2 separate regions of the Homo sapiens genome follow, and region 2 is linked to region 1. Evidence: read pairs that join two places in POLR2A ChIA-PET (ENCODE). Cell type or tissue: K562. All regions are shown on one strand. Links, peaks and the distances in the headings refer to the core of each region. The heading gives the core; the rest is flanking DNA.

Region 1 (15,986 bases), core at 6,216-8,715:
AATTATAAATATGATTTAAGAAAAATTGCCTATGGAGGCAGATGTGCAATTTGATAGATAAATAATTACTTACTTAGTAGGGCTGCAATTTAACCTAACCCTTTTTTATTTCCTTCCAACTTTTATTTTAGGTTCAAGGTGGTACATGTGCAGGTTTGTTAAATGGGTAAATTGCATGTTGCTGGGGTTTGGTGTACAAATTATTTCATTACCCAGGTAGTGAGCGTAGTACCCGATAGGTAGTCTTTTGATCCTTACCCTTCTCATACCCTCCACTCTTAGGTAGGCCCTGGTGTCTTTTGTTCCCTGTTTTGTGTCCCTATGTATTCACTGTTTAGCTCCCACTTGCAGAAGAGAACATGCGGTATTTGATGTTCTGTTCCTGAATTAATTTGCTTAGAGTAATGACTTCTAGCTGCATCCATATTGCTGCAAAGGACATGACTTCATTCTTTTTTATGGCTGCATAGTATTCCATGGTATATATGCATCACATTTTGTTTATCCAGCCCACCATTGATGGGCATCTAGGTTGATTCCTGTCTTTACTATTGTGAATAGTGCTGCAATGAACACACATGTACACGTATCTCTATGAAAGAATGATTTATATTCCTTTGGGTATATACACAGTAATGGGATTGCTGGGTTGAATGGTAGTTCTCTTTAAGCTCTTTGAGAAATCTCCAAACTGCTTTCCACAGTGGCTGAACTGACTTACATTCCCATCAACAGAGTATAAGCATTCCTTTTTCTCTGCAATTTCACCAACATCTGTTATTTTTTAACTTTTTTTTTTTTGAGACGGAGTTTCACTCCTGTCACACAGGCTGGAGTGCAATGGCGTGATTTCAGCTCACTGTAACCTCCGTCTCCTGGGGTTCAAGTGATTCTCCTGCCTCAGCCTCCCAAGTAGCTGGGATTACAGGCACCCACCACCACACCCGGCTAATTTTTTGTATTTTTAGTAGAGACAGGATTTCACCATGTTGATCAGGCTGGTCTCCAACTCCTGACCTCAGGTGATCTGCCCACTTCGGCTTCCCAAAGTGCTGGGATTACAGGCATGAGCTACCATGCCCGGCCTATTTTTTAACTTTTTAATAATAGTCATTCTGAGTGGTGTGAGATGGTGTCTCATTGTGGTTTTGATTTGCATTTCTTTAATGATTAGTGATGTGAAACATTTTTTCATGTGCGTGTTGGCCACTTGTATGTCTTCTTTTGAGAAATGTCCGTTCACTTCTGTTCTGTCCTTTGCCCATTTTTAAATGGGGTTATTTGTTTTTTGCTTGTTGATTTGTTTAAATTCCCTATAGATTCTGGATATTAGACCATTGTAGGATGCATAGTTTGTGAATATTTTCTCCCATTATTTAGGTAGTCAGTTTGCTCTGTTGATAGTTTTGTTTGCTTTGCAGAAGCTCTTTAGTTTTGTTAGGTCCCATTTTTCAATTTTTCTTTTTGTTGCAATTGCTTTTGGAGTCTTCATCATGAAATCTTTGCCAGGGCCTATGTCCAGAATGGTATTTCCTAGATTTTCTTCTAGGGTTTTTATAGTTTTAGGTTTTACACATAAATCTTTAATCCATCTTGAGCTGATTTTTGTAAATGGTGAAAGGAATGCATCCAGCTTCAATCTTCTGCATATGGCTAATCAGTTATCCCTGCACCATTTGTTGGACAGGGAGTCCTTTCCCCATTGCTTGTTGTCGACTTTGTCAAAGATTAGACAGTTGTAGGTATGTGGCTTTATTTATGGGTTCTCTAACCTGTCCCATTGGTAATGGTCTCTGTTTTTGTACCAGTACCATGCTGTATTGGTGTACCATTGGTCATGGTCTCTGTTTTTGTACCAGTACCATGCTGTTTTGGTTAATGTATCCTTGTAGTATAGTACTTGACATCAGGTAGTATGATGCCTCTGGGTTTGTTCTTTTTCTTTGACATGACTTTGGCTATTCAGTCTCTTTTTTGGTTCCATATGAATTTTAGAATAGTTTTTTCTAATTTTATGAAAAATGCCTTAGTTTGATAGGAATAGTATTAAATCTGTAAATTGCTCTGGGCTGTATGGCCATATTAATAATATCGATGTTTTCTAGTCATGAGCACAGAATGTTTTGTCATTGGTTTGTGCCATTGCTGATTTCTTTCAGCTGTGTTTTGTAATTGTTGTTGTAGAGATCTTTCATCTCACTGGTTAGCTGCCTTCCTAGGTATTTTATTCTCTCGTGAATGAGATTGCATTCTTGATTTGGCTCTCTGCTTGGACGCTATTGGTGTATAGAAATGCTACTGATTTTTGTACATTGATTTTGTATCCTCAAACTTTGCTAAAGTTATTTATAAAATCCAGGAGCCTTTGGACAGAGACTATGGGGTTTTCTAGGTATAGAATCACATCATTGTAAAAAGAGATAGTTTGACTTCCTCTCCTTTCTATGTGGCTGCCTTTTATTTCTTTTTCTTGCTTGATTGCTCTGGCTAGGACTTCCAGTGCTATGTTGAATAGGAGAGTTGAGAGTAGGCATTCTTGTCTTGTTCCAGTTCTAAGGGGGAATTCTTCCAGCTTTTGCCCATTCAGTATGATGTTGGTTGTGGGTTTGTCATAGATGGCTCTTATTTTGAGGTATATTCCTTTGATGCTTGGTTTGTTGAGGGTTTTTTTTCTTTTTAAATTTTATTTTAAATTGACATATAATTGTACATATTTATGAGGTACAGTGTGATGTTTCTTTTTTCTTTCATTTTAAGTTCTAGGGTACATGTGCACAACGTGTAGGTTTGTTACATATGTATACATGTGCCATGTTGGTGTGCTGTACCCATTAACTCGTCATTTACATTAGGTATATCTCCTAATGCTTTCCCTCCCCCCTTCCCCCACCCCACAACAGGCCCTGGTGTGTGATGTTCCCCTTCCTGTGTCCAAGTGTTCTCGTTGTTCAATTCCCACCTATGAGTGAGAACATGCAGTGTTTGGTTTTTTGTTCTTATGATAGTTTGCTGAGAATGATGATTTCCAGCTTCATCCATGTCCCTACAAAGGACATGAACTCATCCTTTTATATGGCTGCACAGTATTCCATGGTGTATATGTGCCACATTTTCTTAATCCAGTCTATCATTGTGGACATTTGGGTTGGTTCCAAGTCTTTGCTATTGTGAATAGTGCCACAATAAACATGCGTGTGCATGTGCCTTTATAGCAGCCTGATTTATAATCCTTTGGGTATATACCCAGTAATGGGATCGCTGGGTCAAATGGTATTTCTAGTTCTAGATCCTTGAGGAACTGCCACACTGTCTTCCACAATGGTTGAACTAGTTTACAGTCCCACCAACAACGTAAAAAAAAAAAGTGTTCCTATTTCTCCACATCCTCTCCAGCACCTGTTGTTTCCTGACTTTTTAATGATCGCCATTCTAACTGGTGTGAGATGGTATCTCACTGTGATTTTGATTTGCATTTCTCTGATGGCCAGTGATGATGAGCATTTTTTCGTATGTCTGTTGGCTGCATAAATGTCTTCTTTTGAGAAGTGTCTGTTTGTATCCTTTGCCCACTTTTTGATGGGGTTGTTTGTTTTTTTCTTGTAAATTTGTTTGAGTTCTTTGTAGATTCTGGATATTAGCCCTTTGTCAGATGAGTAGATTGCAAAAATTTTCTCCCATTCTGTAGGTTGCCTGTTCACTCTGATGGTAGTTTCTTTTGCTGTGCAGAAGCTCCTTAGCTTAATTAGATCCCATTTGTCAATTTTGGCTTTTGTTGCCATTGCTTTTTGTGTTTTAGACATGAAGTCCTTGCCCATGCCTATGTCCTAAATGGTATTGCCTAGGTTTTCTTCTAGGGTTTTTATGGTTTTAGGTCTAACATTTAAGTCTTTAATTCATCTTGAATTAATGTTTGTATAAGGTGTAAGGAAGGGATCCAGTTTCAGCTTTCTACATATGGCTAGCCAGTTTTCCCAGCACCATTTATTAAGTAGGTAATCCTTTCCCCATTTCTTGTTTTTGTCAGTTTTGTCAAAGATCAGATGGTTGTAGATGTGTGGTATTATTTCTGAGGGCTCTGTTCTGTTCCATTGATCTATATCTCTGTTTTGGTACCAGTACCATGCTGTTTTGGTTACTGTAGCCTTGTAGTATAGTTTGAAGTCAGGTAGCGTGATGCCTCCAGCTTTGTTCTTTTGGCTTAGGATTGACTTGTCAATGAGGGCTCTTTTTAGGTTCCATATGAACTTTAAAGTAGTTTTTTCCAGTTCTGTGAAGAAAGTCATTGGTAGCTTGATGGGGATGGCATTGAATCTATAAATTACCTTGGGCAGTATGGCCATTTTCACGATATTGATTCTTGTTGAGGGTTTTTAACATGAAGAGATAATTGAATTTTATAAAAAGCTTTTTGTGCATCTATTGAGATGATCATTTGGGTTTTGTTTTTAGTTCTGTTTATGTGATGAATCACATTTATTGATTTGTGTATGTTGAACCAATCTTGCATCCCAGGAATAAAGCCTACTTGATTACAGTGGGATTAGCTTTTTGATGTGATGCTTGATTTGGTTTGCTAGTATTTTGCTGAGGATTTTTGCATCTACGTTTATGAGGGATATTGGCTTGAATGTTTTTGTTTGCTGTTGTGTCTCTGCTAGGTTTGGTATAAGAATGATGCTAACTTCATAGAATGAGTTAGGTAGGAGTCCTTCTCTTTGTTTTTTTGGAATAGTTTCAGTAGGATTGGTACCAGATCTTCTTTTACTTCTGGTGGAATTTAGCGGTGATTATATCTGGTCCAGCATTTTTTCTGCTTGGTAGGTTTTTTATTATTGATTTAATTTTAGAACTAATTATTGGTGTCTTCAAGGTTTCAATTTCTTTCTGGTTTGATCCTGGGAAGTTGTATATTGCCAGGAATTTATCTGTTTCTTCTAGGTTTCCTAGTTTGTGTGCAGAGGTGTTCAAAGTAGTTCCTGAGGAATTTTTATATTTGTGTGAGGTCTGTGGTAATGTCCCCTTTGTCATTTCTGATTGTGTCTATTTGGATTCTCTTTTCTCTTTATTTGTCTAGCTAGTGGTATATCTATCTTACTTATTCTTTTGAAGAACCATCTTTTGGTTTTGTTGATCCTTTGTATGGTTTTTTGCATCTCCATTTCATTCGTTTCACCTTTGATTTTGGTTATTTCTTTTCTTTTGCCAGCATTGGTATTGGTTTGCTCTTGTTTTTCTAGTTCCTCTAGGTCTGATGTTAGGTTAATTTGAGATCTTTCTAACTTTTTTTTTGTTTATTTTATTTATTTTTTTGAGACGGAGTCTCGCTCTGTCGCCCAGGCTGGAGTGCAGTGGTGCGATCTCAGCTCACTGCAAGCTCCGCCTCCCAGGTTCATGCCATTCTCCCACCTCAGCCTCCTGAGTATCTGGGACTACAGGCACCTGCCACCATGCCCGGCTAATTTTTTGTATTTTTAGTAGAGACAGGGTTTCACCATTCACAGGATAGTCTCAATCCCCTGACCTTGTGATCCACCTGCCTCGGCCTCCCAAAGTGCTGGGATTACAGGTATGTAATCTCGTGTGCCTGGCCCAGATCTTTCTAACTTTTTGATGTGGGTGTTTAACACTATAAACGTTCCTCTTAACACTGCTTTAACTGTGTCCCAGAGATTCCACTATGTTGTATCTGTACTGTCATTATTTTCAAAGAATTTGTTGATTTCTGCATTAATTTTATTGTTTACCCAAAAGTCATTCAGGAGCAGATTGTTTAATTTCCACGTAATCATATGGGGTTGAGAGACCTTTTGGTATTAATTTCTTTTTTTATTGCACTGTGGTCCATGAATGTAGTTGGTGTTATTTCTATTTTTTTAAATTTGTTGAGAAGTGTTTTATGGTCAAATATGTCATCAGTTTTAGAGTATGTGCCATATGCAGATGAGAATGTATATTCTGTTGTTGTTGGGTAGAGTGTTCTGTAGATGTCTGTTAGGTCCATTTGGTCAATTGTCAAGTTTAGGTTCCAAATATCTTTGTTAGCTTTCTACCTTGATAATCTGCCTAATATGGTCAGTGTGGTGTTGAAATCTCCCACTATTACTGTGTGGTTATCTAAGTCTATTTGCAGGTCTCTAAGAGCTTGTTTTATGAATCGGGGTGCTCCAGTGTTGGGTCCATATATATTTAGATGACCTTGAGAGGTGACAGCGTGCTGGCAGCCCTCGCGTCCCTCGCTCACTCTTGGCGCCTCCTTGGCCTTGGTGCCCACTCTGGCCATGATTGAGGAGCCCTTCAGCCTACCGCTGCACTGTGGGAGCCCCTCTCCGGACTGGCTGAGGCGGGAGCCAGCTCCCTCTGCTTGTGGGAGGTGTGGAGGGAGAGGCGTGGGTGGAAACCGGGGCTGTGTGCAGTGCTCACAGGCCAGCGCGAGTTCCGGGTGGGTGTGGGCTCAGTGGCCCCACACTTGGAGCAGCCGGCCGGTGCTCCCGGCCCTGGGCAGTGAGGGGCTTAGCACCTGGGCCAGCAACTGCAGAGCGTGCGCCGGGCCCCCAGCACTGCCGGCCCACCGGCACTGCACTAGAATTTTCACCGGGCCTCAGCTGCCTTCCCGCAGGGCAGGGATCGGGACCTGCAGCCCACCATGCCCGAGCCCCCCCACGGTGGGCTCCCATGCGGCCTGAGCCTCCCCGATGGGCGCCACCACCTGCTCCATGGCACCATGGCATCCAGTCCCCATCGATCGCCCAAGGGCTGAGGAGTGCAGATGCGCGGCCCAGGACTGGCAGGCAGCTCTGCCTGTGGCCCTGGCGCGGGATCCACTAGGCAAAGCCGGCTGGGCTCCTGAGTCAGGTGGGGACTTGGAGAACTTTTATGTCTAGCTGGAGGATTGTAAATCCACCAATCAGCACCCTGTGTCTAGCTCAAGGTTTGTGAATGCACCAATCAGCACTCTGTATCTAGCTAATCTGGTGGGGACTTGGAGAACCTTTATGTCTAGCTAAAGGATTGTAAATACACCAATCAGCACTCTGTGTCTAGCTCAAGGTTTATAAACACACCAATCACCACTCTGTCTAGCTCAAGGTTTGTAAGTGCACCAATCAGTGCTGTGTCTAGCTCAAGGTTTGTAAATGCACCAATCAGTGCTCTGTGTCTAGCTAATCTAGTGGGGACTTAACAGAACTTTTGTGTCTAGCTCAGGGATTGTAAATGCACCAATCAGCACCCGGTCAAAACGGACCAATCAGCTCTCTGTAAAATAGACCAATCAGCAGGATGTGGGTGGGGCCAGACTAGGGAATAAAAGCAGGCTGCCCCTGCCAGCAGTGGCAACCTGCTCGGGTCCCCTTCCACACTGTGGAAGCTTTGTTCTTTTGCTCTTTGCAATAAATCTTGCTGCTGCTCACTCTTTGGGTCTGCACTGCCTTTATGAGCTGTAACACTCACCGCAAAGGTCTGCAGCCTCATTCCTGAGGCCAGCAAGACCACGAACCAACCGGGAGGAATGAACAACTCCAGACGCACTGCCTTAAGAGCTGTAACACTTACCACGAAGGTATGCGGCTTCACTCCTGAAGCCAGCGAGACCACAAACCCACCAGAAGGAAGAAAGTCTGAACACGTCCGAACATCAGAAGGAGCAAACTCCGGACACATCATCTTTAAGAACTGTAACACTCACCGCGAGGGTCCGCGGCTTCATTCTTGAAGTCAGTGAGACCAAGAACCCACCAATTCTGGACACAACCTAACTCTTAAAGATACATTGGCAAGCAATTAAAGGAGTCATAAAAGATGGTAGTGGGAAAAATATGGATATTGTAGTTAGCTGGATCTGAGTTCAAATCTCAACTTTGCTGTTTAGTACTGCTCTGATTTGGGGACAGTTTCTGATTTTTAAAAAGGCTTATTTGTTAATCTTGATAGATAATGCCTTAGCTCAGGATCATTTGCTTGCAAGGAAGAGAAACCCACTCAAGCTAAATTAAATATAGTGAACTTACTGTACGGAAACAAAGAAATCTCACGGAAGACGTGCTAAATATAGCCAGACCTTATGGAAATTTGAAAGTTTTTAGGCAACTTTTCTTTTCTTGGAATATTCTCCTAGAGTCTCTTATTTTTTATTCCTGTGCAAGACTTGTATTTCCTGAAGAAATTAAAGAATACCTAAATAAGTAGAAAGACATTCCATGTTTGTGGATCAAAAGACTTAATATTTTTAATATGACAATCCAAATTAACCTAGAGATTCAGCACAATCCCTGTCAAAATTCCAGCTGTTTTGTTTTCGTTGGGCAGAAATTGACAAGCTGATTCTCAAATTCATATGGATATCATGAAGGCCCAGAGTAGCCAAAACAATCTTGAAAAAGAAAAATGAAGTGGGAAGACTCACACTTACTGATTCCAAAACTTACTATAAAGCTAAAGGAATCAAGACAATGTATCTCTGGCATGATGATGGACATATAGATCAATGGAATATAATTGAGAAGTCCAGAAATTATATATATGCTCATATATATGGTCAATTTATTTTTGAGAAGGATGCCCAATTATTCAATGGGAAAAGAATAGTCTTTTCAACAAATGGTGCTTGGACAACTATATATCCAAATGTTAAATAATGAAGTTGGACCCCTACCTCACACTATATACAAAAATTAGCTCAAAATTGATCAAAAACTAAATATAAAAGCTAAAACTATAAAATTTTTAGAAGGGATAAGAGGTCTAAATCTTCATGGCCTTGGATTAAGGAATGCTTTCTTAAATATGACACCAAAAGCACAGGCAACAAAAGAAATAATAGATAATTTGGACTACATCAAAACTAAAAATATTTGTGCATGAAGGGACAGTATTAAGTGAAAAGACAACACACAGAATGGGAATAAATAATTACAAATTATGTGAGTAGTACTGTGGCCATGGTCATTTATGCCCATTTTGCCTCTTATCTCTTCCTGGTCTTGCAGGACTTCATCCTCCTCTCAAAAATGTTTTCCAGTTGTTTCATAGAAGCTCTATGATTCTGGTGTTTCACATGTGCTCATGAAAACTTCTGTGTTCTTTCACTCTTGTGTAAGCCTCCTAACTGCAAGCCACCAGGGAGAAGCATTTCTCCCAACAGCTTTTTTTGAGGGTGCTACTCATATGGGTATTCTGTTCTCTACCTACTGTAGGCCAAAAGTATGTTCACAGTAGTGTTAGAGGAAAGGAAAAATAATCTCTGTGATTCTGTATTGCACATGATCACTTGGACAAAAAAGTAGCTATGTTGTGTTCAGAGCCTCCTGTCATGAATATACTTCCTTTAGCCTTTTGCCCTAATACTGCTCTCGGAAGAATTTGAACCCATTCTCCAGTATAGACATGGAGAGAAATGGCACAGCATCCTGATCATTGTCCCCAATTTCCTCTTGTCTTTATTCCACAGGTGCCTCTATATCTGTATTCATTTAGGAAAAAAAATTCAAAACCCCAAAACCCAAACCAAAACAAAGCAAACATCAACAACAACAAAAAACAAAGAAGGAATGAATAAAAAAACATGTACATAAACTCTTAATGTAGATACTTGAATGTTACCTGCACAGCAGAAGATGTGATCCTTAGCTGTCCAGATAGGACACGATTTTAAAAATCATCTTAAAGTAGTTAAATTTTGAGACTGCATGAAGTATCCTTAATCAGTAGTTATTTTGGTATGCTTGCTTAGTCAGTTCAACTCCCATCACTTTATACATTCTTCCCTTATGTATTTCAAATATATATCAATATTCTAATTAGAACAATATTGTAATACATTATTTCAGACATAGGTATAATTACCAGCAATTGCTATATGCAGGCACCCAGGAAAAGTGGTAAGCCCTTTTGGTTGAAGATTCGTTTATTTTTGTTTTCAGTTTTCAAAAGAGTAAGGAAAAAACACATCTGAAATTCTTGCTGAGGGCCTGGGGTTAAAAATTACATAATCTACTGTTTTGGTCTAGAAGAACTGTGATAAAGGGAGTAAAGCATGAGTTCTAAATTCCAGAACTTTTGAATTCCAACTTCACTTCTTATGTATTCTTGATCAAGTTTCATTGTGAGCTTCAGTTTCCTCCTTTTAAACGGAATATATTTCCCAATGTTAATGAGATGCTGCAAAGTGCCTAGCACCTAGTAGGGGCTCAACAGATGTTACTTCCTCCTACCCATTGCTTTTTCTTACAGGGTTGTCTCATACTCGAGTGAATCATTGCTATATGGGAGTTTTAGAACTGGGAAGAAATAGGTCTCAGTTTTTATTGCCATGACAACAGAATTCGAGAAGTAAAAAATTTTCTCCTGAAACAGAATTTGAGAAGTAAAAAATTTTCTCCTGAAACAGTGAGCAACTGTTAACAAAGTAGCACCTTTTTAATTGGTGGCAAGTATGTGATTTTTTTTTTTCCCTTTTTGCTTCAACTAGTTTTCCTAATTTTGTTTATTCTGAAAGGTCCAAAAAGAGAAGTTGGTTTTTGAATTTCTATTTACTGTGAAAATGTTAACAGTAATATCTAGCAGTTTTCTATCACCTACCCTGCTACTTGCAGGATATCGTGGAGGGTATCATGGGTTTTATTATTATCTGAAATTAGGCCTTTTCATAATCAATATATGTATTTATCAGATGTCTTTAAGCCATAATTATATTTTATTCATAAAATCTCAAAGACTACAATGGTCATGTAGTATTTCCTTCACCCTCTCAATAAGATCATTTCCAAAAGGATTTTTCTACTCATTGTTTCAAAATACTTAATGTTGACTCAATTAATTTCCATGGCAATATATTTCACTCACTCATTGTTTTTGTGGTCTAATTACCAACCCAACCTACTAAAATGTAAGCATGTTGTCTCTCCTCTCTACCAAAGATATGGAAAATAACCATTGTTGGCCAGGCACAGTGGCTCACGCCTGTAATCTCAGCACTTTGGGAGGCTGAGGCAGGGCAGATCACGAGGTCAGGAGATCGAGACCATCTTGGCTAACACGGTGAAACTCTGTCTCTACTAAAAATACAAAAAAATTAGCCAGGCATGGTGGTGGGTGCCTGTAGTCCCAGCTACTCGGGAGGCTGAGGCAGGAGAATGGCATGAACCTGGTAGGCGGAGCTTGCAGTGAGCTGAGATTGCGCCACTGCACTCCAGCCTGTGAGACAGAGCAAGACTCCATCTCAAAAAAAAAAAAAAAAAGAAAAAAAAAAGAAAATAACCATTGTCACTCATAAATCATACCTTTATATGCTCTAATTGCATGCTTTACTTAAGAAAGACTGTAAGTTATGATCTCTTTTTTAGAATAAATAAACCATTGTCCTTTTATCATGTGAGTCAGTATGAAGCTATTTTAAAATACTGTTCTGCTTAAAACTTATTTCTAAAGTTTCTTTGAAAGCTAGAGTCCTCAAAAGCAGTTTGGCAGAGATCAGTAAATAAATTATTTACTAAAAACTTTCTTATTAGAGAGAAGAGCTGAATGACAGAGAAATGTGTTGCCAGTAAAATTATTTCCTTCTCATTGATAAAGGACCACTACAGATATGGAAGTCATGCTGCTAGCATGCAAATATTAAATGGCATAATGTTCTTTGGGTTTTTGATAAGTACTTGGAGCAGAAAATAATTTTTCTCTTGTGCAATTATAGAGAGGAATTTATTAGTCAGATAAGAAAGAAGCTAAAAGAAGTGCTAAGAATGGAACTGTGGCAGAGATTGCTAGCTGCCCACCTAATATCCATTTTCTCTTTTTCTTTGCTATGAAGTTTTCATGGGGGCAATAATGTACTCAAGCTTAAAATATTACATTTCCAAGCCTCCCTTATAGGTAGAAGTGGACAAATAATATGGTTTGGGTCAATGATGTAAACAAATGGAAGTTTGTGGTTAGGACATCTGCAAATACTTCAAAAGTTAGTGATCCACTGCTGGTATGCCTTTTCTGCTCTATGGACGGTCTCCTTTCTCCAGCATGGAACATGATAGGCATGATAGGTGAAGACCCATTTATCTTGTAGCAGTGAGGGAAAGCTGAGAGAACCTAAGTACTTCAACTTAGACCTCAACCTTGTAATAGTTTCTTAGATGCAGTCAGTATTGCTTAAGATTGGCTACTCATTAGAATCTACTAGGGATATTGACATCTACTAACAGGTAAGATGTATGTAGATTGCAGCAGGCCAATGTTTCCATTGCAATGGCCAGATAAATTACAAATACGTTTTTAAAGGTATCAGATACCTGTAAGAGCAAGTTTATAATACTAAAATCCTAGAGGGGGAAGAATCTAGAGAGGGTAGGTGAATGAACAAATGCCTCCCTCTGGGGCTTTTGCCTGTTCTAGGCATGGATTGAGGATCCTGCTTGATCTAAGTAGAGGGACTTCACGGAGACCAAAATACATGAAATAAAGTTTTTAGTAGTCATTCAGGGTTAGAATGGAAAAGAGGAAACTTGAAGCACTTTAGATGCATGTCTAAAAAAAAATCTAAAGTTTTTTCCCCACAGTACGTTAGTCAAGTTTTGGTATTACGAGGGAGCTGAAGAGCTAAGCTGAAAGCTTCTAAAAGGCAGAGTGAAATTCCCTGCAGTCTCATGATAACTTAGGAAACAAAGACCCACCAAGGGAGGGGACCTTCCTTAAAGATACAGTTGATTTCCTCCTGAAAATATTTGCTAGATTTTAAAATGTAGGAGGCAAGAGGCTGAAGGTGGGCTGAGGACCTTGGAAGGGCAGAGCTGGATCTACAGTTTGCTAGAACTGAAGAATGGGAAGCTCACCAGGATCTCCAGAAGAAAGCTCATGAGAGCCTGAGGAAAAGAGGTGAGCCAGAGGTAGACTTGACTTTTATTAACACTGAAACTCAGCTCCAACCCAGCTCCGTAATTGGATTGAGGTAATCAGCCAACCACTCATCCTATACGCTAGTACAGGACAGAAGAAACTCTTTGGTGAAAGATAACATTACTTGGAGCTTTGTATCATTTTTTAAATACATGGAGCTTAGCATACAATAAAAAGCTACTAGATTTACATTGAGGCAAGACAAATAGGATGTATAATGAAGAAAAAAGCAGACAGTTATGCTCGGGCCACATGTGGTCCAGATATTGGAATTTGCAGACAATAAATTTAAATAACTGTGATTAATATATTTGGAAAATAATGGAAAATGTGGACTCATAGATAAAATGGTGGAAAATGTTGCCAGAGAATTGGAATCTCTAAGAAATGAAATAGATGTATAAAACTAAAAAGTATAATATCTGAAATCAAGAACTCAATAGATAGGTTTTATGGATACAGCAGAACACAGATTAAGTGAACTGGAAGACAATTCAAGAGAAAATACCCAAGTTGAAGCATGGCAAGACAAAAGGATCGAAAGAACAAACTGGAGTATAGCAAACAGGTATAGTGGTACGATGACAATCCAGTTCTCTGGGAAAAATAAAGTATCAATTTGCAGTGTTTGCTGACTGTCATGGTGTAAATACTGTCAACCATGGATGATTTCAAGCTACCAATGATTTAACAACAATCTCACAGAATTCCTGAATATTTAACAATTGGCTCTGACAAGCTGGTATGAGCTGCTCCAGCACACTACTTTATATGAATCATACTTAGAATCTAAAATATGTTTAATTAGAGATCCAGAGAGAAGATAGAGTTGGGAAAGAAGGAATATTTGAAGAGATTACAGCTGAGAATATCCCAAAACTTTGAAAATAAATCACAGCAAACTATAAATATGGTAAATCCAAAAAAGACTATACGTAGGCATATTATCATGAAACTGTTGCAAACCAAGGTATAATGGGCTGGATGGTGACACCCAAAAAGATATGTCCATGTCCTAACAAATGTTACCTTGTTTGGAAAAAGGATCTTTACAGATTTAATTAAGAATTTTGAGATAAGATCATCCTGGATCAGTTAATCCAGGTGGGCCCTAACTGTTGTCTGCCTGTTTCACCATGATAAAAAAAGAAATACAGTTACTTGCATTAGTTATGAAAAGGGGGACATTACTATGGATTTTATAGACATCAAAGTTTTGAAAATTATGATGAAATGGATGCATTTTAAAAAAATACTACTAACCAAAGCTGAAAGAAGAAATAAAATACCTGAAGTTTTATGTTTATTTAAAAGGTTGTCCATTAAAAAACAGCCCTCCCCTGATGAAAATTACACATTCAATGAATACACAGGTAAATTCTTCTAAGAATTTGTGAAATTCTTGTGAAACAAATATTTCACAATTCTTTTATAAAACAGAATACTACAAGGAATGCTTTCTTGCTTTTTTTTTTTTTTTTTTTTTTGAGACAGAGTCTCACTGTGTCACCCAGGCTGGAGTGCAGTGGTGCGATGTTGGCTCACTGCAACATCCACCTCCCGGATTCAAGCAATTCTCCTGTTTCAGCCTCCCGAGTAGCTGGGATTACAGTTGCACACCACCATGCCCATCTAATTTTTGTATTTTTAGTACAGGCGGGGTTTCACCATATTGCTCAGGCTGGTCTCAACCTCCTGACCTCAGGTAATCCACTTGCCTTGACTTCCCAAAGTGCTGGGATTACAGGCGTGTGCCACTGCCCCCCGCCTGCTTCCTTGCTTTTTGTGAGGCCAGCGTAATTTTGATTCTAAAAACTGACAAGGAAATTACAAGGAAAAAAAATTACAGACCACTGTGTCATGAAAGTAGATACATTAAAAAAATCCAATTATATGTAAAAAACATATCCCATGATGATGACCAGGAGATTTCACAGATACACTGATGATTTGGCATTCAAAAAAATCAGTGAAGACAATCTATATATCATCAAGAAAAAGTGAGAGGTGACATTATCATTGCAGCAGATACAGAGAAGGTATTTGAGAAAATTTAGTGCACATTAATGATTTTTTAAAATCTTGGCAAACTTAACAATAAAATGGAATGCTTTTAATTTGATAAATATATCTATTAAAATCCTATGTGATACATCACTTGAAAAGATAAAATATTCAAAACTTTCTCTCTGAAATTGGGTATGAGTCAAAGAGGCCAGCTACCAACACTTACATTAAATATATTCTGGAGGTCTCAGGAAGTACAATAAGGCAAGAAAAATAAGTGAATAAAGATTGAAAGGGAAGAAATAAACCTATTTTTACATGACATGATTGTACATGTAGACCATTCAAAAGAATCTATAGTCAAACTATTAGAATCAATAAGTGAATGTAGTAAGATTTTTGGAAATAAGTTAGATGTATAAGAGTTAACTTTTTTGTATGCCAGCAATAATCAAATAGAAAATTAAATTTGAAAAACAATACTATTTATAATTACATCAAAGAATGTCACATACGAGCAATAAATTTAATTAAAAAGGAACAAGAAACTACAGAATATTATTGCGAGAAATGAAAGAATCCTAAATGCACTGATTGATATGCCATGTTCTTGGATTGGGAGCCCTAATATTATAAAGATATTTTTTCCCAAATTAATCTATAGTTTCAGTACAACCCCAGTCAAAATCCCAGAGATTTTATTGTGTAAATTGAGGTGATGATTCCTAAGTTCACATGGAAAAAAAAAAAAAAAAAAAAAAGAGCAGCCAAGGCAATCTCAGAAGAACAAAGCTGGAGGACTTACACTACCAGACATCAAGACTTAAAAACCTACAGTGTGTAGGACAGCGTGGTTTTGGGATTAGGATGGAGTAATTGACCAGTGAGAACAGAATAGAGGGAAAACCCCCTACACATACTCAGCCATCTAATTTATGACAAAGGCTATGCTGCAGTTGTTTTAAAAAGCCTTTTTAAACAAATGATGCTTAGTTACAGTCAATATTTTGGCTATTCCTACCTCATACCATTTATAAAAATTAAATCCATATGGACTGCAGATATAAATGTGAAAAAGTAAAACAAAAAAGCTTTTA
Region 2 (13,366 bases), core at 1-2,500, 140 kb before region 1:
TCTTTAGGATGAAGCTCTTACACCAAGTGTCACGAGTCTGGAGAACAGATGGGTTGAGTAGTTGTTCTTATAAATTAGTATCTGTGGAACACAATCCTTTATATATCAACATCACAGTGGATTTCTGGTTTGGTGCATGACCCTGGGTCTTTTGGTGATGTTTGGAAGAACTGATTCTTTGTTTGCAATAATTTTGGCCTAGAGACTTCAAATAGTAGCACACATTAAGAACCTGTTACAGCTCATTGTTGAGCTGAATTTTTCCTTTTTGTATTTTCTTAGCAGAGCTCCTGGTGATGTAGAGTATAAAACAGTTGTAACAAGACAGCTTTCTTAGTCATTTTGATCATGAGGGTTAAATATTGTAATATGGATACTTGAAGGACTTTATATAAAAGGATGACTCAAAGGATAAAATGAACGCTATTTGAGGACTCTGGTTGAAGGAGATTTATTTAAATTTGAAGTAATATATTATGGGATAAAAGGCCACAGGAAATAAGACTGCTGAATGTCTGAGAGAACCAGAGTTGTTCTCGTCCAAGGTAGAAAGGTACGAAGATACAATACTGTTATTCATTTATCCTGTACAATCATCTGTGAAGTGGTGGTGTCAGGTGAGAAGGCGTCCACAAAAGAGGGGAGAAAAGGCGACGAATCAGGACACAGTGAACTTGGGAATGAAGAGGTAGCAGGAGGGTGGAGTGTCGGCTGCAAAGGCAGCAGTAGCTGAGCTGGTTGCAGCTGCTGATAGCCTTCAGGGGAGGACCTGCCCAGGTATGCCTTCCAGTGATGCCCACCAGAGAATACATTCTCTATTAGTTTTTAAAGAGTTTTTGTAAAATGATTTTGTACAAGTAGGATATGAATTAGCAGTTTACAAGTTTACATATTAACTAATAATAAATATGTCTATCAAATACCTCTGTAGTAAAATGTGAAAAAGCTTTGAGTGTTCCTTCGTGTTTTTTATTGTTCTTTGAGGCCTACAGATATGTTCATTTCAGTATCCATAATTCTAAAGAGCTTAAAAACAGAACAAATGAAACAAAGCCCTCCACTACTTCTGTCTCCCGTCCTTCTGTCCCTCTCTTGTTTGTCTCATTTGTGACCTCCTTGTGGAACCAGCTCCAATCTTACGATAGGCCCGTCCATGTCTCACTCCCTGGGCCTCTCCGTGAATGCATTATGCTTATCATGCAAGCCCTAGGGGTTCTCAATCCATCATTATTGTATGACACCTCAACAGTTAAACTTTAACAAGAATGAGTGCCAGCCAGGAAGTTTAAATAATATCTAATCCTTCCCAAGCAGGGAGAGAGGGAGTAGGAAGTTTGGTGCTCCTAAGATAAAACAGGAGTTGTCACCACCCAAGTGGGGAAGGAGAATTTGAAAGGACAATACACTTCATAGGCATGAAACGTTTACCTAGGGCTAGCTTGGTTTAGCTTTTAACTCAGCACAGGGAGCAAAAGAGCAAAAGTGGTTATTTTTCTTTTCCTTTTTTTTTTTTTTTTTCTTTTTGCGACAGGGTCTTGCTCTATCACCCAGGCTGGAGTGCGGAGGTGCAGTCTCGGCTAACTGCAGCCTCCACCCCCCAGGCTCAAGTGACAATCCTCCCCCCGTCAGCCTCCTGAATAGCTGGGACCACAGGCGCACACCACCATTCCCAGCTATTTTTTTGTATTTTTAGTAGAGATGGGGTCTCACCATGTTGCCCAGGCTGGTCTTGAACTCTAGAGCTCAAAATCAATCTGCCTGCCTGGGGTGCCCAAAGCGCTGGAATTATAGGTGTGAGCCACAGTGCCCGGCCATGTTTTTTTCTTTACTTAGCAGAGAAATACTCAGGGTTTTCATGTTTTTTGCTCAAACTTTGTAAAGGAGCTTCATTCTTGGGAGATTTGCTAATGAGGCTGTAGTCTGTTGAGTAAATCTCTCCCTCACTGTCCCTTCTCTTTTCTGTAGAAACTTTGTCTAGAGCTCTCTCCCAATTTGCTTGACTATGACCATATTAACAGACGGTAATTGAGAGGTTGTAGGTCCCTCCCTCATCATGGTTGGGAAGGGCAATGGAAGAGAATGGTGTGTGCAAGGAATTTGAAGATCTGTATTTGAGAACTCAATTTCTTACTCAATGGAAATGGAGTATAGCTAGTACCATGCAGAAACTCTCTTGTGTTTTTTTGACATCTGCAATTTTTTAACTGTTGGAAACCACTGAATGATGCCTTTTATTTTTCTTCAGGTAATTCTTTCAACCAAGATAATCTAAAAGTCCCTTAAATGACTTGTTATGGAACTTCTTGAGGTGGAAGATAGTTTTTTAAGACCTTGACACTGCCATTGTGACACTTTCCCTGCACTGGGGCATCAAAGGCTGGTGACACGGGGCATGAGGCCGCCTGCCCACTCACTGCTGCCTCCCTCCCTGCTCTTGCCTCCCCACTGGGCAGGGGGTTTGGCTTCAAAGGAACTGGCTTCCTCCAGTTCCTGCCCTGTGCATTTTCTCATAGTTGCCAAAGAGGCCTACTGTTTTAAATATTGTAGAGACAGCTATGCCTACTATAATTGCTAAGGATTATGTGGGGGCAGGCTATTTGGATATCACAACTACCTAACACAAAGAGTGTGTTACTTTGAAGTTTTCATTGATTTTTTTTCCTCACCTATACTGGCATTCATTTCTATAGTGCTTTGCAGTTTGTGATATCTTTACACACACTTTATTGGTGCCGCTTACTCTTTTTTTTTTTTTTTTTTTTTTTGAGACAGAGTCTCACTCTGTCACCCAGGCTGGAGTGCAGTGGCACAATCTCGGCTCACTGCAACCTCCACCTCCTGGGTTCAAGTGATTCTCCTGCCTCAGCCTCCCAAGTAGCTGGGACTACAAGCATGCCTCACCATGCCCGGCTAATTTTTGTGTTTTTAGTAGAGACGGAGTTTCACCATATTGGCCAGGCTGGTCTTGAATTCCTGACCTCAGGTGATCCGCCTGCCTCTTCCTCCCAAAGTACTGGGACTACAGGCGTGAGCCAATGTGCCTGGCCGATGCTTCTGACTCTTGAGGTAAGAGGGCAGTTGAGTAAGTTGAGTAAGTAGAGGTCTCAGCCAGGAGGGTGCCTTGCCAGGAGTCTCACAGGCAGCAAATGGCAGATTCTGAGCAAAACTCGGGCCCTTTGACTTTCAAGACCATTACATCATATTGCCTTCTTCTTGGCTTCTCTACTTCTTTGTGGTAATTTTCCTGAATGTGTGTCATTGTCTTAATTCCTACAGAGAGTTAGTATTGTCTGGACCCTGGAAAGTGCATTCCTGTTCTCAGCTGCTCTCAGAACTTTGTCCCCAACTCCATCTGTAATTTTTCTGCCCTTACCCCCATCACTTCCACTCAAGCCCCAATGGATAGATTTCCTGGGAGCCCCAAAATGCTCTGTGAATGGACTTGAGTGAGATAAAAGACATTTTCTCCCAGACTTGAAATTCACTTTCCCCAATCCTATTCATATATGCAGTCCCTACCAAAAACCATTAACATGTTCTGCAAGATGAAGCATATTCAGGTACATTTCATAAGTTCTTTTTCACCAATCACATTCTATAACTTAAAAAAAAAACCCTCTATCCTTAGTGCCTTCGATATTTTATGCTATTTCTACCTTCGTTGATTTTTTTGTATATGCATAACCATCTTATACCTGCTGAGAGGGCCTGATCATTCTAAAAGTATACACAAGGGAGTGGTTTAGAGGTTCCACCCCTAGGAAGTACACCTGTACAGGTAAAGCCTCCATTGTTCCATTGATAATTGTTAAGATTTAAATAAAATTATCAAACCTTGTGTGCCCATGTGTGGAGTGTGAGTGTGTGTGTGTGTGTGTGTGTGTGTGAGAGAGAGAGAGAGAGAATGAGAGAGAGATGTGGGGGCTTGGAGCAGAGGTTGGTGAAGGGTGGGACATAATAATAAACTAAGTGCTTGCTCTGTATCAGTTTCCTTGATATAACCTCCTGATTGGCATCTCTTATAGACCGATGCACACTGTACGTATCTTACTGAATCCTCCCAGTCCTGTGTGAGGAGAGACCAGTTTTTCTGAAGCAGGCTCCAAGAAGCTAAGTGACTTGTCAAAGAGCTGGGATTTGGAGCCAAGTACTTTGACTCCAGAGTTCATGTTCTTAACCACTTCATGGTGATGGATAAATAAATACACCTACACCAGGAAGGAATAAATACATCCTATTTCCTAGAGGAAATAAGGATTGGAAGACTAACTTGGAGAGTGTCAATGCTCTTCAGCCAAAACCCCCCAGGAACACATTGCAGATAAATTAATTGGGTTAGAGTTGATCAAAGGGTACAAAATTTCAGTTGGAGGAATAAATTCAAGAGCTCTATTTTGAAAAAAATTGGGATTGTGACTAGTTGCAATCGTTGCAGTGAGTGAGAACACACCATGGGGGATCCATGAAGCAACTCAGTAGAAGGAAGTTAGAATTATTACAGCATTTGGGCTTTGGTTGGGTCATTTGGGGAGGGTCCAAGAAAGGGTTTGCTCTGTTGGATATTATCAGAAAGCAGGGGCAAGTCCATGGTTGTTTATTTCAATAAGTTTTATTTGTAGGGAGGGAGACTAGCAAGAGAATAAAGCTGTAATTGGGAAGACATAGCAGTCACTAATTTTAGCCAAGAAAGCAGGTGTTTGGTTTTTTGTGGGTGGCACAGTGACCTTGTTTTTGTCTATGCATAGACAAAATTATGCAGTGGCCTTGGCTTGCCTCGTTTTGTCATGGTCTCAGAGTGACCCTATGAGGCTGGTATTCTGTGAGATTGTTTATGTCTAACAGGAGAATAGTTGAGCCTAGTTGTGAGTGCCTCACCAGCATCTGTTGCTCTGTAGTTCTTTTTCAAGAGGAACTCAGGGTAGAAACCACTAGAAAGTAGGGCATGACAGTACCATTTCTCCAAACTCCAGGATTTGACTATTTGTGTCTTAACAATGTGGAGTGGGGGCGTGTGCTGGGGGAAGGGTTGGTTGGAGAAGTGTATGGGATCTCTGTTTCTCGGCAAGGCTGCCTTTCTCTACAATGTTTCTGGATCCCTTTACGGGATCTGGCCACTTGAGCCTTATAATACAATAGCAAACTCAGTAGTCTATAGCTACCCTTCTTTGGGGTTCTTCTTTGATTCAGTCTCACTTATACAGGCTGAGAAGGATCTGGAAGAGACACTAGAGGAAATACTAGACCCAGAAGGAGAAAGGAAATTGTTCCATCAATAGAAATGAGAAACCAGCTTAGTTTCTAATTCCTCAACCACAACACAGGTTGTCAGATTGGTTGGGGTGGGGGTGTGAGATTGAGAGGAGGTTAGATTTTCAAGTTCACATGACTAGTATTCCTTTTATGGGTAGCCAGAAAATATCTGATCTTCTGTTTAAAATAGAAGCAGTTCCTGTTTATTCCAGCTGATGTAGAGAAAGAAAAGCTACAAGGCTGACAAGTAGGAGCAATGGGCTTTTAAAAATTAAATGACAGACTGTTTGCCTGCCAGGAGCCTGTGGAGCAATCTAGGGATGGAAATGGCCAGCCAAGAGAGCATGATGACCCGCCTGGCGTTGCAATCAAGTAAAACTTACCCAAATTAGCCTGACACATTTTTGGTGTTAGTAATTATTCTTTGCCCACCTGATAAGCAGGTGTTGAAGAGGGAAGTTTCACAAGATAGTTGTGTCTGGGCCTGTCTCACACTCAGCAAGCTGCCAGATCCCTAGAGCCAAGCCGCCTGGTTCCCCTTTGCCTCCCTGGTTTGCTGGGGCTGGGGCTGGGGCTGAGCCTGGGCCTGCCTGAGCATTGGCTTGGGGCCACTTCCAGTCCCTGGAGCCAGAAGGAAGAGGGGCAAGGCTGGGCCTCCAGGGAAGGTGGAGGGACATGGGAGCAGGAACTGGGCAGAATAGAAACTGTCCTGAGGTTAAAACAGGAGAGCCCTGTAGAGGGAAGCACAGGAGTCCTGAATGGCCAGACTCTCTGCAGGGTGATCCTCAGACCTCGTTTCTGTCTTAGCTGAAAGGTGTGTCCTCCTCAAGTGTTGGAGCCCCAGGACATAGTGGGTGCCTGTGTTTAGGACCTTATTTGGTTTTGGAAGGAGCAGAGCCTGCCCCCATTTATAGTGGACTTTGCACCTTCTATAAAGGAGGCTGAGGCTGCAGGAAGGAAACTAGCTGGAGAGGGGGCAGGGGGCAGTGGCTCACTGACGGCCCCTTCTCTTTTAGTTATTGCTTGGTAAGGAAGTCAGGGGATAAGATTTAAGGAATAGTAGGTGGGCCATCTTGTCCCGCAATGGCTCTTTCATGCTCCCACTGCTGTGCTGGATTCCACCAACTAGAGATCAACCTCAGTTATCAAGAAAACGTCATAGAGATTGAGAGAGTGGAGTTGAGTTGTCACCCACTCCTTAGTATGAATTGGTTTCCAAAAAGGCCTTCCCCTAACCTAGCCGAGATCTAATCATAAGAAGGGAATTTTGCTACTTGGGTGGCTGAGGCAGGAGAATCGCTTGAACCTGGGAGGTGGAGGTTGCAGTGAGCCGAGATCGTGCCATTGCACTCCAGCCTGGGCAACAAGAGTTAAACTCTGTCTCAAAAAAAAAAAAAAAAAGGGGGGGGGGGAGGGAGGCGGGGAATTTTGTATGTAGAGAGAATTTTGGAGCATGAAGCCCTGGAAGGGAAGTAGGAGTGGGTTTGGGGCAGGAATTGCTCAGGCAGTCGGGAGGTGAGGGCACTGGAAAGCCCAGTGAGTGGTGGAGGCAAAAGGCACCAGAACACACAGGAGAGAGTGTGCGGAGGAAAATGAGAGCACGGCTGTTTCAAAGCTTTGCCCAGAGGAAGCTCCTTCCCTGTCCTCCTGTCTTCTAAAGGACCACAGAGAGAACCTTCTCAGCCAAGCACAGGTGTCATTTATCTCGATATCCCATGATCTTCATTCAGGAGAGACAAGGCAGGCCAAGGAGAGGTGAACTGGCTGTGCTGTCAGGACATGGACATTTGGTTCCCTCTCCTGGGAATCAGGGATCGGGCTCCTGCGCCAGCTTTACAACCAAGGCAAGTCCCCTCCAATCCTCCTTGTCTTTCCCCTACCCCCACGCTCAGCCTCACTCACAGGTACCCGGTGGGGGCATGGGATGGGGGTGCTGCCTGCGTCTGAGTCAGCTGGGAGCAGGACGCCAAAGTGTTTTCTTCATGAAGGACACACAGTTCTGCAGTTAGCATGGGCGAGGTTTCCACTGCTTTCAATTGCATGAGGTAAATGATTTGAAGAGCATTAGTCTCATCACTGCTTCTGGGGTAAGTGTAGCAGGAGCAAAAAGTAAAAGTGAGCGTAGAAGTTCCCACCGTTTAACTGTAAGGCAGCGTTTGCCAGCATCCAGCAGGAAGCCACACCCTGTGTCTGCAGTTTCTACCTCCTCCACTTTAATTCCCATGCTTTAGGCTTTTCTGTTGGAAAACCCATTTTGTTAGACTCATATATGACATTGGTAAAAATGAAAGTGAACAGATTTTAAAGCTGTCTTTACTTATAAGACCAGACAAATGTTGAGTTATAAGAATTTCCTTCAGGACCACAAATGGAAACATAGTGCAGATGAGAAATATTTTGACAGTAAACAGAAATCCCTGTAAATCACCCCATTCTATTGGCTGGCTTGCTTCTCTCCAGTTTGAAATGGTCTCAAGCTGAGACCATTCAGGGCAAAGACTGAGTAAATATATAACAGGCACCTTGTCTGTCCCCAGAAGTCCCCACGCTTTTTTGTTTGTTTTGAGACAGAGTCTGGCTCTTTCATCCAGGATGGAGTGCAATAGGTACGATCTCAGCTCACTGCAACCTCTGTCTCCCGGTCAAGTGATTCTCCTGCGTTAGCCTGCCAAGTAGCTAGGATTACAGGCACCTGCCATCACGCCTGGCTAATTTTTGTATTTTTGTAGAGACGGGGTTTCACCATGTTGGCCAGGCTGGTCTTGAACTCCTGACCTCAGGTGATCTGCCCACCTCGGCCTCCCAAAGTGCTGGGATTACAGGCATGAGCCCCCACGCCCAGCCCACACTTTTAATTAATGGAGAATTGAGGCTACTAAACACATACTTCAAGGTATGAAAGGAAATTTGAACCACTGTTAAGAATTATTCTGGAGAATAAAAGGATCTGAAGGTGGCATCAAGAGAATCACCCATCTCCATATATGGGAGCTACTCTAGAAAGAAATGCAAAAGGTATATTTCAGTAATCTTTTCCCAACTTCTCTGTTCCCCTGACAATACTGAGATCAACAGAAGCATTGGAAGGTTTCTTTTAGATAATAGTGAGAGATACAGGCAGATTGCTAGCCAAATACAGCTCTGGGTTACTGTGATAACACAGGTTCCTTCGAATGTATTTATTTTCCCAAATTAAAAATAAGCAGGGATGGAAGTAGTTATTATGCATTTTTCAAATTCTCCTTTCAACAGTCTATATAAATGTTGCAGAATGCTAGACTAGGATGAAAAGTAGGAGTCATGAGAACTGCAGAAGCCTGAGATCCTAAAGGAAGTCCGTACCATCTGACTTGGCAATGTAAGACACACACGTTAGTGTGGGGCACAAACGTGGAATATTAGGAGAGAGCTGGTTCCAGCACCAAATCCAGAGTCACTCGGGGAAGGAGGTATGGTGGCAACACTTTATGCTTAATATTCAATTCTGCTCCAGTAGAACATGGTACCCAGGAGAACCCAAAACTGGAATAGAAAAAAACAAGGAAAAATAAACAAGGGATTGTTTTAGAAACATCTCATTCTTGGAAAAAGTGGATGTTAGGTTCATTCAGGCTTAGGTGACAACAGATTTTTTTGTTTGTTTGTTTTTATTTCTTCTAAAAAACCAAAACAAAAACAGGATACATGTACAGAACGTGCAGGTTTGTTACACAGATGTACGTGTGCCATGGTGGTTTGCTGCACCTGTTGACCCATCCTCTAAGTTCCCTTCTCCTCACTCCTCACCCCTCAGCAGGCCCTGGTGTGTGTTGTTCCCCTCCCTTTGTCCATGTGTTCTCATTGTTCAACTCCCACTTATGAGAGGGAACATGCAGTGTCTGGCTTCCTGTTCCTGTGTTAGTTTGCTGAGGATGATGACTTCCAGCTTCATCCATGTCCCTGCAAAAACATGATCTCATTCCTTTTTATGGCTGCATAGTATTCCATAGTGTGCATGGACCACATTTTCTTTATCCAGTCTATTGCTGATGGGCATTTGGGTTGGTTCCATGTCTTTGTTAGATATCAGATTTTTTTTTTTTTTTTTTTTTTTTTTTTGAGACGGAGTTTCGCTCTGTCGCCCAGGCTGGAGTGCAGTGGCGCGATCTTGACTCACTGCAAGCTCCGCCTCCCGGGTTCACGCCATTCTCCTGCCTCAGCCTCCTGTGTAGCTGGGACTACAGGCACGCGCCACCATGCCCGGCTAATTTTTGTATTTTTAGTAGAGACGGGGTTTCACCGTGTTAGCCAGGATGGTCTCGATCTCCTGACCTCGTGATTTGCCCGTCTCGGCCTCCCAAAGTGCTGGGATTACAGGCGTGAGCCACCACGCCTGGCCTAGATATCAGATTTTTAAGAGTAATCTCGTTATAAGCAACATCACTGGGCCAGATGTGACACCAAATCCATCCTGCTCCAAAGCATCACTTATTACCTGCCACTCAGAAGCAACTTCTGTGTTCCCCACGTTCTGATCCCAGTTCTCATCCTAGATTCCTTGTCTTCTGGGGTTGCCCTTCTCGTCTGTGCTAAACTCTTTTTGCCATCAAGGCCACTTATCCTCCAATGCCTTCCTGTTTCTAGTATGTACCATTTCGGGGTAAGCATTCCTTGCTTCTAGTATTAAACTTCTCCCAGGGAACTTCTATTTTTTCCTAAAATGCTTGTGCCCTGGAATGGCTGCCTCTGAAGAATGCCACAGAACTCAAGATATCTGACTTAGGCAAGGGCTGAGTTTTATTTTAGTTTATTTGGGCTCTGTTTTAGATCTGGTACTTACTCCTGGGTAACTTTAGCCAAGTCACTTAAATTTCCTGAGCTTCAGTTTCTACATTTATAAAATAAATATAACATCTCTACCTACCCCAAGCTAGAGCAGTGAATGAGATAATGAAATAATAACAGGGTCTAATGTTTATTAGAATACCTTATTATGCATCACTCACTATTCTAAGTGTTACCCATATAACTGAAGTTAATGCTTCCAAAACCCTATGGAGAAACGGAGGCACAGAGAAGTAACTTACCCAAGGTCATAGAACTAGTAGGTGGTGGAGGTGGGATTCAAACCCAAGCAGTCAGCTTCAGAGCTTATCTAGTTAATCACTAAGAAAAAGCCCCTTGCAAGCAACAGTGAAATGGGCATGCTTAAGAGCTCTTATTAAGCACAATTCTTGAGAGCCCCACTGAATTTCTCTGCTCCTTGTAAGACAGGACACTGGCTACCTGCTTAGCTACTGTTGTGGGGATTTAATATTAAAAATATTTGACATGGTACCTTGTTTATAGCAGGCCCTCAATACATTTAATCATTTAATTCCCTTCCCTTCCCTTCCCTCTTTTGAATTTCAAGAGGGAATTAACTAGATCTAGAGTTTATTTGATACTTGTGGAAAATCAAGGGTTACAACTGGTTTGGAGTTCTAAGATACTCAAAGCCTTTAAACATTATCCCACAGTTCCTGCTAATATGGCACAAATAGAAACTTCACTGTTACCTTTCATTCATTCAACAAATGCTTGAGCCCTTACTACATGCTATGCTTGGCACTGGGGGTACAAAGAACAGCTAGTTCTCAGCTTTTTGCAGTCAAATACATCATCATGGAGAAGTTCCATCATAGAGGTGTGCTCAGGATGTTGTGAGAGCTCCTAACAGGTTGGGTTGAGGGATCATAAAAGACCCCTTGAAGGAGTTGATTTCCCTCTCCTTCCTGCCTCACTCAGTTTATCACCCCCTAAGCTAGCATTTCTTAAAGCATAGTGATATGGTTTAGCTGTGTCCCCACTCAAATCTCATCTTGAATTGTAGCTCCTATAATCCCCACATGTCATGGGAGGGACTCGATGGGAAATAATTGAATCATGCGACCGGGTTTTTTTCTGTGCCGTTCTCGTGATAGGGAATAAGTCTCATGAGATCTGATGGCTTTATAAAGGGCAGTTCCCCTGCACACGCTGTGTTGCCTGCCGTCATGTAAGACATGCCTTTGCTCCTACTTCGCCTTCTGCCATGATTGTGAGTCCTCCCCAGCCATGTGGAACTGTAAGTCTATTAAACCTCTTTTGCTTTATAAATTATGCAGTTTTGGGTATTTCTTCATAGCACTATGAAAATGGACTAATACACATAGTAAACACCTGAGGGACAGTTCAGAAGTCCATTATGTAAGGCTATCTGAATAACAATGAGAATTTATTTGCCTTTTTCACTGTTTTCATATTTGCACTGATGGTGTAAATGCAGTGGGAAGTAAAACTCCTGGAGTATTAGCAAGAATCAAGGCAGAGTCACTAAACTTTGTTAGTGATCATTGTGTCTTCACTGCTACGCACTTGCAGTAAAAAAAAAAAATTTAAAAAGCCAGTTTCACTTGAGATTGTCCTCAATGAAGCAGTAAGAACTACTAATTTTATTACATTTTGGCCTTTGAGTACACATCTTTTTAAATATTCTGCATGACAGAAAGGAAGTATTCATTCATAAAACAGTCTGTTGCATAGTGTAATATGGTTGTCTTAAAAGCACTTGCATGATTAAAAGGAAACACCACTTTTACTTTAAAAAATGATGAACAGACACGCTATGGTTGTTTGGACTTGGACATGTGGCAGATATTTTCTTGAAAATTTACAAAGTGAGTCTGTCACTTCAAGGAAAACAACTGACAATATTCATTGCCAATGATAAATTTGAACTTTCAAGCAAAAATCAGAACCTTGGAAAACTTGTAGTTGTCACCGTGAACTTGATAGCATTCCATTGCTTAAGGTATTTTCCATGTGGCAATATCAATGCCACATGTGATTTTCTGGATATTGCATACATAAATCAGTTAACATTTGGAAGATCTGCATAACACAATGAACTAATATTTTTTCCAAATAAGCAATCTATGATGTTATAGAATTATAAATGGCTGAAAGATATATGCAAAGTGCAAGACAAACCAATGTAATATATTTTAACATAACAGAGTATGAAAAGCTCATTAACAGAATTTCAGATTCCAAATTGCAACTGATCTTTAAGAAGCTACTACTTGTGGGCTGGGTGCAGTGCTCATGGCCATAATCCCAGTGTTTTGGGAGGCCAGGGTGGGAGGATTGCTTGAGGCCAGGAGTTCAAGACCAACCTAGGCAACAAAGTAAGATCCTGTCTCTACAAGAAATAAAAAAATTAGCCAGGCACAATGGTGTGCACCTGTGGTCCCAGCTACTGGGTGAATATTATTAAAGCACTATTTTTTTAATTACATGTCTATATGAAGGATGCATTTTCTCCAGATCATTCAACCTAGGCAACATATTACAACAGATTGAATGAAGGTGCAAATATGAGAATCTAACTGTCTTCTATTTAGCTAGTCATTGAAGAGATTTGCAAAAAAGTCACTATTATAAAATAGTTGTTTTTCCACAAAAATGTGTTGTGATAACTTTTAATGGGCTTATTATTTTAAAATAAATATTTTAAATTTTTCTATGTTAATTTCCAATGGGGTAAATGCCAATAGATATAGGCCACATAGAGAAAAGCTTTCTGGAGTCCTCAATAATTTTTGAGAGTGTAAAGGGGTTCTGAAATCAAAAGTTTGTGACTGCTTCTCTAAGGCAATGGTTGTCAACCCTGACAGCAGATCATCTGGGGGAAATAAAAGTGCCTTGGCTCAACCCCCAGGTCAACTAAATCGAAGTCTCAGAGGTTGGGATCCAAGCAATTTTTAAAAAAAGTTTCCCCATGGCGTTTTAATGTGTAGCCAGGGCTGAGAACCACCGCTCCAACCTCTTGCTGCATATGCGTCAGATAAAGTGGGCAGTAGGAAAGGATGAATCTGCCAGAGGCAGCTCTTTAGAAGGATCTGGGCATATTAGTATCAGGCAGGGGCCATCTAGATAGGTGACAGTCTTTGATATGTGGATGAAATGAATTAATGAGATCTGGAGACCAGGAGGAGCAGTTCACTAAGAACTCTGGCAAGGGAAAGAGGCTCTCCAGCCCTCTAAAGGCAGCTGCCCATCAGCCGGAAGAAGGAGCTGGTTGGCAGGGCACAGCCTTTCCCTGGTAGGGGAAGTT

What was found. ChIA-PET counts read pairs that join two places held together with the same protein. Peaks named below come from ENCODE experiments on the same cell type or tissue, not always from the same donor. Only the 100,000 strongest peaks of a DNase experiment are listed, where the experiment ranks them.
Region 2: POLR2A ChIA-PET joins it to region 1 with 6 read pairs; 2 of 35 experiments call an interaction of 5 or more read pairs at or near these places.

What each region holds. Positions count from the first base shown.
Region 1 is chr3:119,064,176-119,080,161 of GRCh38, reverse strand. It overlaps a transcript of IGSF11 not described here. Among named protein-coding and RNA genes, the nearest start is that of IGSF11, 37 kb to the right of the region's middle. In K562, for the core only: no CTCF peak of the experiment used is centred there; no DNase peak of the experiment used is centred there.
Region 2 is chr3:119,199,323-119,212,688 of GRCh38, reverse strand. It overlaps B4GALT4 (beta-1,4-galactosyltransferase 4), which reads left to right. Exons shown (of 8, transcript NM_003778.4): 8 at 8-947. The coding sequence ends at 140. UPK1B (uroplakin 1B) reads right to left here. Exons shown (of 8, transcript NM_006952.4): 8 at 7,546-8,772. The coding sequence ends at 8,722. Among named protein-coding and RNA genes, the nearest start is that of B4GALT4-AS1, 20 kb to the left of the region's middle. RefSeq lists enhancers at 5,291-5,815, 5,816-6,342. In K562, for the core only: no CTCF peak of the experiment used is centred there; a DNase peak (open chromatin) is centred at 1,188.